Linked DNA regions of Homo sapiens: regions 2, 3 and 4 are each linked to region 1. Evidence: chromatin loops called from intact Hi-C (ENCODE). Cell type or tissue: heart left ventricle. All regions are shown on one strand. Region 1 has its middle 5.7 kb from the start of ALDH3A1. Region 2 overlaps LOC105371573 (a long non-coding RNA gene). Region 3 overlaps ALDH3A2 (aldehyde dehydrogenase 3 family member A2). Region 4 holds the start of SLC47A1 (solute carrier family 47 member 1).

The links. Peaks named below come from ENCODE experiments on the same cell type or tissue, not always from the same donor. Only the 100,000 strongest peaks of a DNase experiment are listed, where the experiment ranks them.
Region 2: a loop joins it to region 1, with 4 times the contacts of the local background. A loop is called at or near these places in 86 of 110 quality-filtered maps.
Region 3: it touches region 1 in a loop (2.0-fold over the local background); 13 of 110 quality-filtered maps call a loop at or near these places.
Region 4: it touches region 1 in a loop (3-fold over the local background); 9 of 110 quality-filtered maps call a loop at or near these places.

Annotation. Positions count from the first base shown.
Region 1 is chr17:19,752,708-19,755,207 of GRCh38, reverse strand. No RefSeq gene overlaps it. Among named protein-coding and RNA genes, the nearest start is that of ALDH3A1, 5.7 kb to the right of the region's middle. RefSeq lists a silencer at 178-317 and enhancers at 1,895-2,425, 1,278-2,477. In heart left ventricle, a CTCF peak has its summit at 1,173 (motif pointing right); DNase peaks (open chromatin) are centred at 1,187 and 1,967; H3K27ac peaks cover 518 bases.
Region 2 is chr17:19,369,401-19,371,900 of GRCh38, reverse strand. LOC105371573 (a long non-coding RNA gene) reads right to left here. Exons shown (of 3, transcript XR_934302.4): 3 at 169-2,434. It also overlaps a transcript of B9D1 not described here. Among named protein-coding and RNA genes, the nearest start is that of MAPK7, 7.8 kb to the left of the region's middle. RefSeq lists a silencer at 348-407. In heart left ventricle, no CTCF peak of the experiment used is centred here; a DNase peak (open chromatin) is centred at 1,200; H3K27ac peaks cover 1,839 bases.
Region 3 is chr17:19,670,563-19,673,062 of GRCh38, reverse strand. It overlaps ALDH3A2 (aldehyde dehydrogenase 3 family member A2), which reads right to left. Exons shown (of 10, transcript NM_000382.3): 9 at 1,107-1,342. Among named protein-coding and RNA genes, the nearest start is that of ALDH3A2, 23 kb to the right of the region's middle. In heart left ventricle, no CTCF peak of the experiment used is centred here; a DNase peak (open chromatin) is centred at 993; H3K27ac peaks cover 1,198 bases.
Region 4 is chr17:19,532,872-19,535,371 of GRCh38, reverse strand. It overlaps SLC47A1 (solute carrier family 47 member 1), which reads right to left and starts at 1,518. Exons shown (of 17, transcript NM_018242.3): 1 at 1,298-1,518. The coding sequence starts at 1,432. In heart left ventricle, no CTCF peak of the experiment used is centred here; DNase peaks (open chromatin) are centred at 1,064 and 1,451; H3K4me3 peaks cover 1,691 bases; H3K27ac peaks cover 944 bases; H3K27me3 peaks cover 432 bases.

The DNA of each region.
Region 1 (2,500 bases):
CCCACGCATGGACTGGTCTCTGCAAGCACTGATGAGACAGACCTGGGCACATCGTGATTTGCAGTTTCCCTGGGAAGGGGAATGGGGATAGCAGACACGTTCAAGACTAGGAATGAGAATAGAATTTGGAGAAAACCGTATTCCACACTCTGGCAATATGTTTGCAAACCTGGGGGGAAGGACTCCCCAGGATATGAGTCTCCTCAAGGGGATGCCAGGTCAGATTCTCGGGTGAAACCTGGCTCGATCACTCACTAGCTGTGTGACCTTATGCAAATCACTTAGCCTCTGTGTTCTTCAGTTCCTCATCTCTCATGGAAATAATGATAGTTTCTGCCTCTTGGGTGCTTGTGAGGACTAAAGGAGTTCATACATGGAAGTGCTCAGACCTGGCACATAGCAAAGGGTCAGGAAGGGGTGGAGTTGTTATTAAACGATGCTGGCACACAGGTTGTGCATCTGCAAAAAAAAAATACAACGTGTGGGCTGGGCGCGGTGGCTCACGCCTGTAATCCCAACGCTTTGGGAGGCCGAGGCAGATGGATCACAAGGTCAGGAGTTCAAGATTGGCCTGGCCAAGATGGTGAAACCCCATCTCAACTAAAAATACAAAAATTGGCCGGGCGTGGTGGCAGGTGCTTGTAGTCCCAGCTACTCAGGAGGCTGAGGCACAGAATTGCTTGAATCCGGGAGGCAGAGGTTGCAGTGAGCCGAGATCGTGCCACTGCACTCCAGCCTGGGTGACAGAGTGAGACTCTGTCTCAAAAAAAAAAAAAAAGGAAGAAAGAAAGAAAAAGAAAAAGAAAATCAATGTGCATTTCCATTTGCATTTGTAAAATCAACTCTTGATGGATTCAAAGTGAATAATAAAACAATAAAAATCTTAGCAGAAAATTAGGAATTAATCCTGGGGCAAGGAGTACCCTCCTAATCTAAACTAAAACAGGAGAGTTCTATTTAGCTTTATAAAAACTTTTATATAACAAAATATACCATAAATAAAGTCCGTGGATAAATGATAGATTCAGGAAAATACTAGTGATGCAGATGGCTGTAATATACAAAGAGCTCCTAGACACTGACAAGGAAAACACAAACCCTTCCAAGAAATGGGCAAATGCCAATGGCCATTGCACAGTGAGGAATGCACCAGCCACTAGGCGGCAGGGAAACGGCAGAGTGCCACACACTGCCAGGCCAGCTGGAACTACAACAGCCCCTTAGGGCCACCTTGGTGGATAGTCACCGGCAACACCTGTGAAGACTGACAAAGCCAGCATCCCTGGGATCTAACACGCAGAAATACACACGCCAAGACATGCAAAGCGGCCCATGGAGCATTGATCCAAAGTGGAAGGCAAAGTGGTCTCCCATCCACGGGGAACATTGTGGTTGCTTGCACATTCTACATGCTTACCACTGCTTTCACACGGCCATGAGGAGGAATGGACTCCAGCTCCCGGCCGCCCCGGAGGGAGTGGGGTCAGAAGATGCAGAAGAGGGTGCATGATGAGGCTCTGCTTTTAAAATGCTGACAGCTTCCAGTGTGTCATGTACATTTTTGTGTATGTCAAATAAGCACTGAGAAAAACTTAGGGAAAATATTGTGGATTACAGATGAGACACTCATATTGAGAAAGGGGCAAACCAAGTACGTACAAAAGAAAAAGTCTGAGCTAAACAATGTGTATTATGTTTGTAAAATTACATTTGTGTGATTATTGTGAAGAAACAAAACTTAAATTTTCTTTGCATTTTTCGAGTAAACATTATATTTCATGTGTGATGAGGGTGCATTCCGTGTCCGTTAAGATCCAGGACGGGGCTTCCCAGACCCCAAGAGACTGGCAGTACCAACCCAAGCGTGCCCTGGCATGTCCTCCTGGCATGCCCGCTGTGTCCCTTCCAGGATGGCCGGGGTGTGGGCTGGTCTGCAGAGGCTCTGCAGCTGGGGCTGCAGCCAGGCGGTGACTCAGGCAGGTTCCGCCTGGGCTAGGAGGGCCGGGCATTCCTGCTGTGAGGCTGCCCGTGCCTAACTCACCATGACTTGCACTTTGCTGCCATCCTGCCTGGCAGGCTGACTTAGCCAGGATGGCCCTAGTACCCACTTCCCCTCCAGCCAGCACTCATGCCTTCTGCCCCGCTAAGATGCCCTTTGTCCTGACTCGGCAGAGGCTTCCTGGGAGCCAGGGCCTGGGCCTGGGAGCCACAGCTTCCTGGGAGCAGGAAAGTCCAAGGGAGATGGGGTGAGGACTGGGGCCTCTGCAGCATCTTAGGGGAGGCTCCCCCTTGCTCGCACTCACCTCCGCTGGCTGCAAACCTGCAGCTTCTCTGACCCAAGGCACTATGACTGGCAGCAGATAAAGAGATGAAGAAGCCCCAGAAGTCCTTTCCTACAAGTCCCCAGAAGGTGTGGACACAGTGGGGAAATTGCCCCGGGCACAGCCAGTTCTGCTGACTTCATGCCTCTCCAAAGAGGGGCTTTGTAACAGTAACAGAG
Region 2 (2,500 bases), 380 kb after region 1:
ATCCAGGAGGAAGCCCAAGTGGCCAAACCACAACCCACACCCATGTCTGTGGCAGCCTCTCCCACAGCCCACACTCTGAAGGGCAGGCAGTTGTCTTTCTGCAGGACCCCCACCCCTTCCCCTTCCCTGCCTTCCTTGGCAGGCCCTCCTGCTCCAGGGGCCATCTACCCGCTAGGACAGTCTTGGGAAGGATGGATTGTCCCTGTTTCATGAAGGGAGGCCAGTTTAACAGATGAATCTGCCAAGGACACTGTCTCTTCCCAACAGGGGTATTGCAGGCACCAATGGAACAGGTTGGGGAGGAGAGTTTGGGACCAAGAACACCCATGAACCCTTAGAAGCCACCATAGAGGTAAGGACTGAATTGTAATCCCATCAGCTGGTGACCTTAGGCAAGTCTCGGCCCTCTCTGAGCCTCAGTCTCACTTCTGCAAAATGGGAGTAGTGATCTGTTCCCCGGTCCTGCAGGAAGGAATCTCGCCAAGGCTGAAAGTGGGGTGTTGATCTAAATCATAACTGGTTCCAGGCGCCTATACACACACGTTGACACACAGACAACACTCTTAGGTACAGGTTTACATTCACAAAGATTTGCACAAACACACACAGAGATTTGCACAAGCACACACCCAGGGCACAGGTACACACAAGCTACTGGGACATACATGCTAGGTACACACACGGGACTTGCACACAAAAATCCACACACAGGACGCACAGCCACACACACACTCCTCCCTCCCTCCAGTGCTGCTGCCTGTTCGCTCTGCGTCAGCACACACAGTGGCCAGGGCCACCTGCCTTCTTCTCCCTGTATCAGGAAAATCGCAGGGGATGATTGCATCTAAAAGTGCCTTACATGCAGGGGCTCAGGGTGAGCAGGGTTCACCCAGAGAGGCGAAGGCACCAAAGCAGTGGAAAGCAGTGGGGCTTGATGGGCAGGCTGGGCTTTGTTGTGGTTGACCTGCCCATAGGACATGGAGGATCCAGGCCTTCAGAATTGACCCCTGCCTTGGCTCAGCTCAGTGTGGCATTTGCATGCGGCCCTCCCCGTGGGAAAGGGACTGCCCCTGAGGCCAGCCTATGAGCTGAGTGTGGTTTTGGTGGAGGAAAGGGCAGGAAGCCGCATCTGGGAAGTGGCTGCCCATGGCTTCCAGAGGCCTGGCTGGGTGGCTGACCTCACGGCCAGATGGCTCCAGACACCTCTCGGGGCCTCACCCCTGCTTCCACCATTCAGCACAGCCAGGCTGACCACAGACCTGGGTGGGGGAACCTGGTCACATCCTGTCACCACGCCTGGAGTTCCACCATTGGTGCTGCAGTCCTCTATGGTCCCAAGAGAGCCCAGCAGCTGAGCAAACACACTGAGGCTGACATCGCCCATCCCAGAACATTCCCCAAGGCCTGTGTTTGCCTCCCAGAAAGATCCCAAGTCTGTGAGGGACACACACAGCACATGTCATCGAGATGTCAACCACACAGCCACACGCCCCTTCTCCTGGCCCTCTGCTCTTCTCTGGAATGGTGGTATCTCCAGGCTCAGCCAGGGGCCATCTCCTCTGAGGGTTGTTCTCCCTGAGCTCCAGATCCAACACCCAGTTGTCCTACGACATCTCCCCCGTGTGCACCCTGAGAAGCCACTCTGCACAGTAGCCAGAGCAATCTTTCAAAAAACAACTCAAATCGTGTTCCTGCAACAGCTGCCCCATCTCATGGAATAAAATCCATCACCAAGGCTTGCAAGGCCCTGCCCATGAAGAATGAAAGGGCGATGGGAGGTGGCCGTCGGTGAAGTACCCAAGTTCTCTGAGTCCAGGGTGTGGTGACAACTCTAGCTTGTCTGGTTTCCTGTGAGATCATCATTTCACCCATCAGTGGTGTGCTCCCTGCCCAGTTTCCTCTCTCAATCTGCAGGAAAAGCCTGTAGGAAATGACGGAGGGGCGGGTGTGGTCCAGGGTGACTTGGGGTGTGGGCCATGTTTGGCGGGGCACTAGGTAGGAATCCTGCTCTGAACATCTCAGGAGGAGGGAATGGCCATGGGGTGGGCGGAATCACACAGCGAGTCTTCCAGAAGCAATCGTGAATCTCCATCTTCCACCTGCCACCTGGGTTGCTAGCTAAAATACAGGATACCCAGTGTTTTAAGTTGGAATTTCAGATAAACAACAAATAATTCTTTAGTTAGGTATGTCCCGAGTAGTGCATGCATCCTGTATTTTTCTTTGCTAAGTCTGGCAAACCTACCTGGATGACCACATCTGCCTGCTCCTCGGCCTCTCAGCTTTCCCCCCACACCCACACAGAGGGACCCTGTAAAAACCCAACTCACTTAACCTCCAGCCACTCAGGCGCTGGGTGATCTGGGCCTGGCGAGTTCTCTGACCTCATCTCCTACCCCCAGTGATGTGCTGGTAAAGTAGCACGTCCCGTTTTCTGAGAAAAAATAAAATATAAAATAGTAAAGCCCTGATTGTTGCATTGGCCAATTTCCTTAGTGTA
Region 3 (2,500 bases), 82 kb after region 1:
AATTTTTGTTGTTGTTGTTGTTGAGATGGAGTCTCGCTCTATTGCCCAGGCTGGAGTGCAGTGGCATGATCTTGGCTCACTGCAACCTCCACCTCCCGGGTTCAAGTGATTCTCCTCCCTCAGCCTCCCGAGTAGCTGGGACTACAGGTGCGTGCCACCATGCCTGGCTAATTTTTGTATTTTTAGTAGAGACAGGGTTTCACCATATTGGTCAGGCTGGTCTTGAACTCCTGACCTCGTGATTCCCCTGCCTCAGCCTCCCGAAGTGCTAGGATTACAGGTGTGAGCCACTGCGCCGGCCCCCTTTCAAATTTTAAACAAAACATAAACACAACTATTACCATTGCCTTTTCCAAGCCCATTCTTCACTGATATGGTCAATATTTTCAATGTTATATCCTCAGTTGAACGGCTGAGGGCACCACAGACACAATTGCCTTCCTCATTCCATCTTAACTTTAATTACGGATTTCCTCTTTCATCTCAAAATACGCAAACTGCTTTGAGAAGGCAGCTATCATGAGGGCCTCTTTGCAAGCCCATCCCTATAATGACTAATCACCAAAGATAAACTTTATCAGGTAGTGAACTTTGGAGGAAAAAAACTCAAGCCTAATAAAATATCCCTCACCAAAGCTGTTGTACCAGAGTTCTTGCCTTCACCTCTGTGGTAAGCTGATTTCATGCACATTCAAGAACAAAGCTGTAAGTGACAAGGAAAGTCCAATACCAAAAGGATCAAAGGGCTAACCCTTTGATCAGACAGCTCAGAATTCTGCAATCAAGTTCTACGCTGTTTTAATCTCTTAGACCAGAGATCAGCAAACTTTTCTGTAATAATTTAGGCTCTGAGGGCCATTCAGCCTCTGTTGCAACTACTCAGCTCTGTCACTGTCCCATGAAAGCAGCTGTGGATGATTAAACAAGTGGGTGTGGCTGTGTTCCAATAACTTCAGTGACAAAAACGGGTAGCTGGCCAGCAGGCTGTGGTTCACTGACCCTGTCTTAGACTCTACAAGTTAATGTAGAGTCCTGCTAGAATATGCATCTGGCAGCCATCAGGCCAGGACCAGACTGAATGGCACTCATGGGTTATAGGGACTCACCTTGACAAGCACAGCGGCTACAATACCCAGGAAAGTGAGCAACAGGAGACCGAGTTTTTCTTTGTTGAACCGTTTCAAGAGAAAAAATTTTCCCCAATCCACCTTTGACTGGCTGTTGGGAGGATATCTGAGTTTGTTAGCACCTTCTCTCTTTAAACTTTTTAATAAACAGGGACGCTGATGAGAAAAAGTATCAAAACTATGTTTTCCGTGATAAGCTCCCATCCCACTGGAACCTGAAATAAAGGGAACAGACAAAACAAGCTTCACTGTAGATGATGCAAGCTACTTCTGTCTAACAACGACCGGGAAAGCTCACATGCACTCCCTGCTGCCTGGGAACCCCACTGAACATCTCTGCCAGCTGAAGTATCTCTTTTCAGGAAGTCCTTACCAACTTCCCTGGAAAAGTCAATTTCCCTGTCAAACAGGATGCTTTCCATGAGCAAGACAAGGACTTGCACCTCTTCTAGAGCTGTGGCTCTCATTTATGCCAGGGACTGTGCTAAGAGTTAAATCATTCTCTTAAGATAATTCTCACCACAATCCCACTTGGTGAATTATCAGCAGCCTCATTTCCAGAGAGGGAAAGGGAGCTTACAGGGTCAGTTAACCTGCCCAGGGTCACACGGCTGCTAAGTGGCAAAGCCAGAACCCGAACCTGGATCAGACTCTAAATGCTATATGTGCTCTCTTCCCACCATCCCATGTGGCTTCATTCATCCATGGCCCCACACACCCACTTGCTTTCTCAAAGCCTGTGGAAAGTAAGACAGGGCAACAAGGTTGCACAGCTGGATGATAATAAGCAAGTGTAAATCTCTGCCCTCCACAAAGCCATGCTCTGTGACAGTTTCATTTCTCTAATTCATTGTGTGTACAACAGACTGACAGGCACAAAGCGGAGCAGTGTGAGCTGGGCAGAGGGAATGGCATGTGTGATATAAGACACAGGTGACCAGAGGCCAGGGAGCAGTTTACCAAGGCCAGGCTGCAGGAAGGAATCATTCATGAAGCAGGCCTGGTGTGAGAAGAGACCCAAGGACAAGACCATGAGAAACCCTAACTCTGAGGGAGGGTAAAGAATGAGGGAGGGGGCCGGGTGCGGTGGCTCACGCCTGTAATCCCAGCACTTTGGGAGGCCAAGGCGGGTGGATCACAAGGTCAAGAGATCAAGACCATCCTGGCCAACATCGTTAAATCCCGTCTCTACTAAAAATACAAAAATTAGTTGGACGTGGTGGCGCACGCCTGTAGTCCCAGCTACCTGGGAGGCTGAGGTAGGAGAATTGCTTGAACCTGGGAGGCGGAGGTTGCAGTGAGCTGAGATCGCGCCACTGCACTCCAGCCTGGGCGACAGAGCGAGACTCCGTCTCAAAAAAAAAAAAAAAAAG
Region 4 (2,500 bases), 220 kb after region 1:
CCTCCACTTCCCAGGTTCAAGCGATTCTCGTGCCTCAGCCTCTGGAGTAGCTGGCACTACAGGCGCCCGCCACCACGTCTGGCTAATTTTTGTATTTTTAGTAGAGACGGAGTTTCACCATATTGGCCAGGCTGGTCTCGAACTCCTGACCTCAAGTGATCCATCTGCCTCAGCCTCCCAAAGTGCTGGGATTACAGGCGTGAACCACCGCGCCCAGCCCCAAATCATGAGTTCTTTCTGGTCTGTGAGAAAGCATGGCTGATGGATCTTATTCCATGGCTTTGACCTCGGCATTACCCTTGCTGTCCTGCACACCACAGCGGGTGCCACAATATCCCACAAACTACCGAGCCCCCACTCCAGAGGCACAGCGGCCCCCCTCAGCCCGCGCAGGTGCAGAATGTGGGCCTCAAAGTCAAAAGCTTATTCACGCCTTAAGTGCATACCAGTTGCTTCTTGTGCCGCGTCCTACCCTCTCGGTTTGAAAACCACCCAAGCTGGCAGGAGAACGTGGATAGGATTGTGTTTTTGTGGTTTTTAAAACCACATTATTTTTAGGAGACAAGGCAGAAACAGCCCTAACCTAATGATTAAAAAGAAAAGAATCCCACAGATAAGAACACCTCGACCCCACAAAGAACCACATTAAAACCCCTTTTTTCTTTCACATACATAATTACTGGCGGGGAGGGGGTGGTACAGGATGCCTCTGGTTTCCTCGGTAGAGGTTGACTGAATTCTGAAGAAATCATTTCGCAGCTCTGAGTCCACGACAGACCACGCACCCCCTCCTCCGTGCCTCGGGATTATTTAGATCGCAGAGCTCCCGAACTTTTGACCGCTACTTTTCAAAGAAACAAGTTCCCTTGTGTTTTGAAGTTCAGGCAACTTGCGTTTTATTGGCCGGAATCAGCTCCCAGAGAAGGCACCCCCGGATGCAAATGCAGCCTGGACCTGGTAGAGCCCCGTTAGGGGCAAAGGTCCCAGCTCTCCGGTGTCTCCTGGCGCAGGAGGCTGGAGCCGCCGGCCTCTCCGAGCCAACATGCGCCCGGGCGCGTACCAGCCGTTCCCGCAGTGCCCCGCGGGGCCCCCAGTCGGGTGGTGCGGAGCGGAAAGCGGCCGGGACGCAGGCAGAGGAGCTGGGGTGCCCGCCCGGCTCCTGGCACGATGCTCCCCGGAGCCCGCCGGCGGACAGCTCGCTCGGTCCCCAAAGCCCGCCAAAGTCACCCGCGGAGGCAGAAATCACCAGGTCCCCAGCCCGCCGGTACCGGCCTGCCACTGAGGCCACCTTACTCACCGCGGGGCCAGCCAGGACCAAGAGCGCCCGCAGCTCTTCTCGGAAGGCGGACAGCCGCAAGCAGCGCGACCCACGGACCTCAAGGGTGGCCTCCGGGCCTCCGCGCACTGGCGCGGGCTCCTCAGGAGCTTCCATGTGACTCGCGCGCTGCGGCCGGGTAGCGCGGAGGCCGGCAGTGGGTACCGCGGAGGCCGGCAGTGAGTACCGCGCAGGCCGGCAGTGGGTACCGCGCAGTGCAGCCTGCTCTGCAGTCCCCGCCCCGGCCGCCCGCCCAGAGCCCGCCCCGCGCCTGGCGCCCGGGGGCCCGACTGAGCGCGCAGCCAGGCAGCCTGCGACCTTGGGCGCGCCCCTTGCACCTCTCTCTGCACCACTGCGGACGCCTGCGGGTCTTGCAAAGACCAAGGAACTCCTGCACTTGGAAGGCAAAGTTTGAAAAAGCTCTGTAAACTAACGGAACGCGCTCCGGGGGCTGGGTCCTCCACGTCTCGGACGCCAGGACTCACCCCGGCTCTCCACCTCCGCTGGGGGTTTCAGGTTCTGAATGACCTGGCGTGGAAGGACCCAGAGGCCTCGAGCCGTGACTCGGTTAGCACCCCGCGGGGTGTGTGGGGTTGGGCGCATTTGCTGTGCAGATTGAGTTGGGTACACCCTTTGATGCTGGTTAGGGTGTTGCATACTCCTCTCCTCTCATCAGTTGTTCCATTAGAGAACTTAGAATCTACCAGGATAGAGCAACATGCTCCCATTTGCCAAGTAGCACAGTTTGTGCCAGCTGGTCGTGTTGGAAGTTTATCCATCAAGCCTGCTGTGGGAGTACGAGAGGCTGCGGCCCAGAAGGGCAGGAGCAGCGCGCTTTCCTCCCAGAGCCTCAGCTTCCTCATCTGCAAACGTGAAAGAACACTCGTCGCCAGCTGTGAAGACTGGGGTTGCCTGGGCGGAGGACCGGAGTCAGTGCCACCTGCCCTCAGCCTGGCACCAGCCGTTACCTAATAAGTGTCAGTTACCAGGACAAGATTGATTTCTCTAATAGTCAAAATTCCTTCCGTTGTAATGATCCAATGTAAGTAGAGAAAATGGAAAACAAATTTTTTGGCTCACATAATCAGGAAGTTTGGATTCAGGGATTTGAAAACAAGGTCATTAGGCCAGGCGCGGTGGCTCACGCCTGTAATCCCAGCACTTTGGGAGGCCTAGGCGGGCGGA